Regions from separate parts of the Homo sapiens genome. Here region 1 is linked to region 2. A link is a contact called in ENCODE Hi-C or POLR2A ChIA-PET data. All regions are on one chromosome and are shown on one strand. The core of a region is the stretch at or near the end of the contact, and the rest is flanking DNA. Distances in the headings are between cores, read along the strand shown. Region 1 holds the start of TRIM37 (tripartite motif containing 37). Region 2 overlaps LINC01476 (long intergenic non-protein coding RNA 1476).

What was found. A loop is a pair of places that touch in the nucleus more often than their neighbours do. ChIA-PET counts read pairs that join two places held with the same protein, here RNA polymerase II (POLR2A). Pooled maps may share reads with other maps.
Region 1: a pooled map shows a loop between it and region 2 (20-fold over the local background). The contact joins the promoter of TRIM37 here to the enhancer-like site in region 2. A Hi-C loop is called at or near these places in 11 of 50 pooled maps. POLR2A ChIA-PET finds 5 or more read pairs at or near these places in 2 of 52 experiments (WTC11 and activated naive CD4-positive, alpha-beta T cell).

Annotation. Positions count from the first base shown.
Region 1 is chr17:59,105,169-59,108,167 of GRCh38, forward strand. TRIM37 (tripartite motif containing 37) reads right to left here and starts at 1,712. Exons shown (of 24, transcript NM_015294.6): 1 at 1,273-1,712. The coding sequence starts at 1,293. LOC124904039 (a long non-coding RNA gene) reads left to right here and starts at 1,928. Exons shown (of 2, transcript XR_007065864.1): 1 at 1,928-2,423. RefSeq lists enhancers at 800-1,459, 1,116-1,165, 1,376-1,505, 1,460-2,119, 1,596-1,695 and 2 more and a silencer at 1,826-1,935.
Region 2 is chr17:59,433,987-59,436,800 of GRCh38, forward strand. The region is part of intron 2 of LINC01476 (long intergenic non-protein coding RNA 1476); the gene reads right to left. Among named protein-coding and RNA genes, the nearest start is that of MIR4729, 69 kb to the left of the region's middle. Within about 2 kb of position 1,430, at least 3 of the 41 ENCODE cell types and tissues checked have a DNase peak (open chromatin) inside an H3K27ac peak, as active enhancers do.

The sequences.
Region 1 (2,999 bases), core at 462-2,961, 330 kb before region 2:
GCAATTTCCCCAAAAGGTATAAACTGATTTTATAATTTAGAGGAAAAAGAAGTTTAAAAAGACACATCCTAAAGGCAGTGTACTGTGACCCAGAAAAAAATGAATTCAGAATCCAGAAATCTGAATTGCTGCCCTGATGTTACAACAGACTAGCTACTTATTTGAACCTGAGATTCTGCCCCAATTGAAAATGTTGACGGTAGTTCAAAGCGATCTTGGGAACAACAACAACAAAAATATGTAAATACAAGAAACAGTATTATGTTTGCAAGCCTCAATTTAATCAATTTAGGAAGTAACTGAAAAGTTTTTAACAAGAAAAAGGATACAATTAAACGTATACTTATTGTATTGTATACTTTGTTTTTATATTACTGACATTTACTTTCACTCCATTCTAGAATTAAACCCTCCTAAAACCAAGATAAGTTTACAAAACCTTTATAATACTTTATATGAGGAATTAAGGAGAAAATTACTCATTAATCTCATCATGACTCTGTAGGGCCAGAAAGAACCTGGGAGATGCAGATTCTGTAACCTGCAACGGGGTGGACAATAAGACTACTGAATGACTAGTTTCAAGTGGAATATCCATAACATAGTTACCCCTTACTAAAAAGCAAGGATTTCCTATTTCAGTATCTGAAAGGTTCAAAATTTGATAATGATTACACAATTATGTTCAATAAACAATCTTTTAAAATATATTCCTAGCCTTTACTTACATATCCTACATATCCCAACTATTTTAACTCACAGCTTACAAGAATCAGTTATAAAAAGAAGAGTTTGTTCTGGAAACTACACATGAGATAATATATGCTGATTCAATCTAGGAAGGAAGGGCAGAAGCCTGCAAAATGTGCCACTGAGAGGGAAAGATGACTATCCATTTGGAAGGAGATTTAGATCAGCTCAAGAACTCGCAAGGACTGGTGGCGAGTGGCAGGGTACATCCATCTGATGAATCTGCAGTTTTGGTCGGAAAAGGATGCTGTTTGCAAACACCCGGTGGGGATGAGTACCTGTGCCAAGACATCCTTGAAAACTCCAGGATACGCACCACCTGACTGCGGAACAGTGAGCACAAGACACCCGGAGCGCTGCAGAATGGGCACGGCATCCTTGGTACCGGGCCAGCCCTCTCCACAGCGGCAGGGGCGGGGTAGGGGTGCCCTACTGGAGGGAGGACATGGGCACGACTCCCCGAATAAAAACCGCTCATCGGGTGGGGGCGGGGACTAACCACCACCCTCACAACCCCCTCACCTCCACGCTCTGTTCATCCATTGCCTCCGGCTCTCGGCGGGGCCGCTGGCGACCCGCAGGCTCCGCAGTCTGACCTCTTAGGCGCCGGCCCGAGGTCGCCAGATCAAATCGCCGATAAAAGCCCGGCGCCCACGTCAGGGGGCTCTGACAACCGCCCCACCTGCGCGCCCCATCTCTTCAGGTCCAGCGCCGCCTACCCCCATTTCGCCATTTTTACCGGCGCGCCCGCCCCGAGGCGCAGAAGTAGGGCGAACGGTGGCCGCAGCTCCTTTCTCCCGGCTCAGCCGCCGGCCAGCAGCCGCGCCGGAACCTCGGCCCACGTGACGCGGGCGCGCGCCTATGGAACTGACGGTGGAGTTCAGCGAAGAAGGTGCCGCAGAGAATTCGCAAACACCAACCGTAACCAGAGCAGCTGGGGGCGCGGCGGCGAGAGAAGCTGCGAAGCGCATGCGCGCAGGACGCTGTGGGAGGGGAAAGGAGGGGAGGAGCGTGGAGCGATCGCCTAGTTCCCGCGTTGCGGGGCGCATACGAGACTTGGCGACTCGCTGCCTCAGGGTTGCGTGCCTCCGGCCCTAGCCTGCGCAGGCGGCCTGAGCTTGGGGCTCTGCTACGCCACCCACGCCCACCTTGGCGGAGGGCGGGGCCCCACGGCTCTCAAACTTGCGCGCCAAAGACGGAGCCACCTGGCGTACTGGTGGAAAGCGCAGACTTCAGAGCCACACCCGTAGTTAAGTATTCGGACTCTGAGATTCCAGGGTGGGGCCCAGGCCATCCGCGTTTTCACCCAGCATCGTGTGATTCGGCAGCAGGTGGTCTGTGGCCCGCACTTTGAGAAACCCTGGTGCAGAAGGTTCATGGTTAGTGGTTCTCTCTGGAAGGAACAGTCTAAGGTTTGTAGGACTTGCGTTCCACCTACCAAAGCTAATCGAGTTAGAAGGCTCCAAACTGAGGTGTCATTTCTCATTACGGTGGTGAGAGGACGGGACCACACACTGTGAAGTCTTCGTTCCCACATCCCACACTTCATTCTTGCCGCCTAAGTTGTCGCCGTGGGACTATTGAAAGGGTATCAGCGATATTCATCTTTCCTATAAATGGGATCTGCTTTCTACAGTTTCCTGCCAGATGTGTAAAGATTGCAAGAATTGAAGGTTTGTGAGACAAAGAGGGCATATCAAATTCGTAATTTGAATTTAATTTTTCCTGTATTTATTGCAAACAACTAATTATACTTAACCGACCTAGAGTGCACATGTAGAGAATCACTAATAATCTAGAAATAAGTTCTTGAATATCAGGCATTTAGGCTTATAGGTGGTGGGTAGCAACAATTTTTTTTAACTACTTGGGTCATGAACAAGATATAATTTAGAAAGATTAATCTGAGACTGAAAAATTCTTTCAGTAAGAATTATTTGTGGTCTTTGACCTACATGGAGCTATTTTTACGAAAATGGCCTCAGTTGTACATTTTTAAATGGTTGATGGTTAATATTATGAGAATTTTACTTAAAAGAATTATTTATAGAATGCAGTGCTAGGCCTGGCGTGGTGGCTCACACCTGTAATCCCAGCACTTTGGGAGGCCGAGGCTGGCGAATCACCTGAGGTCGGGAGTTCGAGACCAGCCTGACCAACATGGAGAAACCCCGTCTCTACTAAAAATACAAAATTAGCCGGGCGTGGTGGCGCATGCCTGTAATCCCAGCTACTGGGGAGGCTGAGGC
Region 2 (2,814 bases), core at 180-2,679:
GTGCAGTGACCTTGGCTCACTGCAACCTCTGCCTCCCAGGTTCAAGCAATAATTTTCTGTATTTTTAGTAGACACGGGTTTTTGCTATGTTGGCCAGGCTAGTCTCAAACTCCTGACCTCAAGTGATCCACCTGCCTCAGCCTCCCAAAGTGCTGGGATTACAGGCGTGAGCCACTGCGCCGGGCCAGCAATGTCTTCTTCAAATGTCACACAATGTTACAGTTCTTTTTCATTTGCCCATTCTTTCAACGTTGAGCACCTCATATGTTCGAGACACTGAGTTTGTCAGCCTTTTGACATCTTTCCATCCCTCAAGGAGCTCACAGTTCAGGGGGGACATAGACAGGGGAATACAATGGAAATATACTGAGAAGTGCTGTGCCAGAGGTAAGCACAGTGTGCAAATGAAGACAGAGAAAGACAACCCAACTCAAAGGGCAGCAAAAGAGGGCAGTGGCGTAAAGTCTTTCCAGAAGAGACAATGCCTGCCAGGTGTTACAAGGAGGGACAAGCTTCCAGATCAAGGAGACAGCAACTGTAAAAAAAAAAAAAAAAAAAAAAGAAAAGAAAAGAATTCAATATGGCTGAACACAGAGTACAAGCAGGGGAAGAGTGAGAGATGAGCTGGGTGGGCAGGGACCTCATCAGACCCCAGAAGCCCTTCTAAGGATTCGGAGCTTGAGCCTAAAAGCAATGAGGAGATGCTGAATGATTATGTTAGAGCACTTCAAAGGAAGTCGTTTGCTTCTCATATTTTTCTTATTTCCCATTCTCTCTCTCTCTTTTCCTTCCTTCCTTTCTTTTTCTTTTTTTCTCTCTCTCCCCCTTTCTTTTTCTTTCTTCCTTTCTTTCTGAAATTGCAGCTGATCCTTCCTCCCCTCCCTCCCTCCCTCTCTCTCTCTCCCTCTCTCTCTCTCTCTTTCTTTCTGAAATTGCAGCTGATCTGGTCTATACCCAAAGAGAATAAGTGCAAGGGATTTATTTACAGTATGTCCATGGTTGGGTGGAGAAAAAGATGGAGTTGATCCCTGAAACCTGACTTTTGATGGCAGTAAGTAGCAAAATGAGAGGATCCCAGGAATAATTCCTATCTCCCACAGACTTTTCTTCCATCTAAATCTGGAGATGCCTGTGTTCGATTTTCATGAGGAGGCTGTTACCTCCAAGGTGTGGACAGGAACCTTTTTTTTCTTGCCAAATGAGCAAAGAAAGGAATCTTAATTACAGAGAGGTCTACACTCTTGCTACTTGAAACTGGGTCCCTGGACCAATAGAATCAGCATCCCCTGGGAACTGGTTGTACAGACAGAAATCTGAAGCTCCACCCCAAACATACTGAATCCAAATCTGCATTTTAAACAAGATGCCTGGGTGATTCCCATGCACATTCAAGTCTGAAAAGTCCTGATCTACAAGATAGGAAAACTGCCTAGTTGGTAAAACTTAGGGTACTGTGTTGCAATCTGTGTTTTGTTTTGCGTGACTGATTTATGAGTAATCAGTTTGTCAGCCTCTATGATTACTAATTTATGTCCAAAAGCAAACTCAATCAGGGGCTAAACCCTTTCTACTCTACTGAACATTTCTAAGAAATCTCCACAGAGCCCACGATGTTGTGATCCATTTAAATACAGGACTTGCTCTCTGGCTGATGAGTAAAAGATTCGTTCTTTTTTTTTTTTCCTATTGTGGCAAAATGTGCATAACATACATTTACCATTTTAACCATTTTTAAGCGTGCAGTTCAGTGGCATTAAAGACATTCACACTGTTGTGCATTCATCACTACATCACCTCTAGTGTTTTCATCTTCCCAAACGGAAACTCTGTACCCGTTAAACAATAACTCCCCATCACCCCCTACCTCCAGACCCTGGCAACAACCATTCGACTTTTTTTTTTTTTTTTTTTTTGAGACGGAGTCTCACTCTGTCACCCAAGCTGGAGTGCAGTGGCGCGATCTTGGCTTGCTGCAAGCTCCTCCTCCCGGGTTCACGCCATTCTCCTGCCTCAGCCTCCCAAGTAGCTGGGACTATAGGTGTGCGCCACCACGCCCAGCTAATTTTTTTGTATTTTTAGTAGAGATGGGGTTTCACCATGTTAGCCAGGATGGTCTCCATCTCCTGACCTCATGATCTGCCCACCTCAGCCTCCCAAAGTGCTGGGGTTACAGGTGTGAGCCACCGCGCCTGGCCCACCATTCTATTTTTTGTCTCTATGAACTTGACTACTCTAGGTAGCGCATTGAAGTGGAATCATACTGTACTTGCTTTTCTGTGACTGTCTTATTTCACTTAGCATAAGGTTGTCAAGTTTCATCCATGTTGTAGCATATGTTGACATTTCCTTCCTTTTGAAGTTGAATATTTTGCTGTATGTATCTACCATATTTTGTTTACCATTCATCCATCAATGGACACTTGATTGGCTCCCAACTTTTGGCTATTGTGAATAATGCTGCTACAAACATGAGTGTAGAAAGCTTCATTTATGCCAGCATGCAGGTCCCCTCTTCTAGCTTACCAACATTATTTTCTAGAGAGATGCCACAACAAACATAAATTCACAGTTAAGGGATGCTCTCAATGGATTTTCTCTGTCTGTCTGTCTGTCTATCTGTCTCTCTCTCTCTCTCTCTATATATATATATGTATATATATTTTTTTAAGCAGAGACAGGGTTTCACCATGTTGCCTAAGCTGGTCTCAAAGTCCTGAGCTCAAGCGATCCACCCACCTCAGCCTCCCAAAGTGCTGGGATTATGGGCATGAGCCTCAATGGATTTTCTTTAATATATCAAGTCTCTAGTTGACT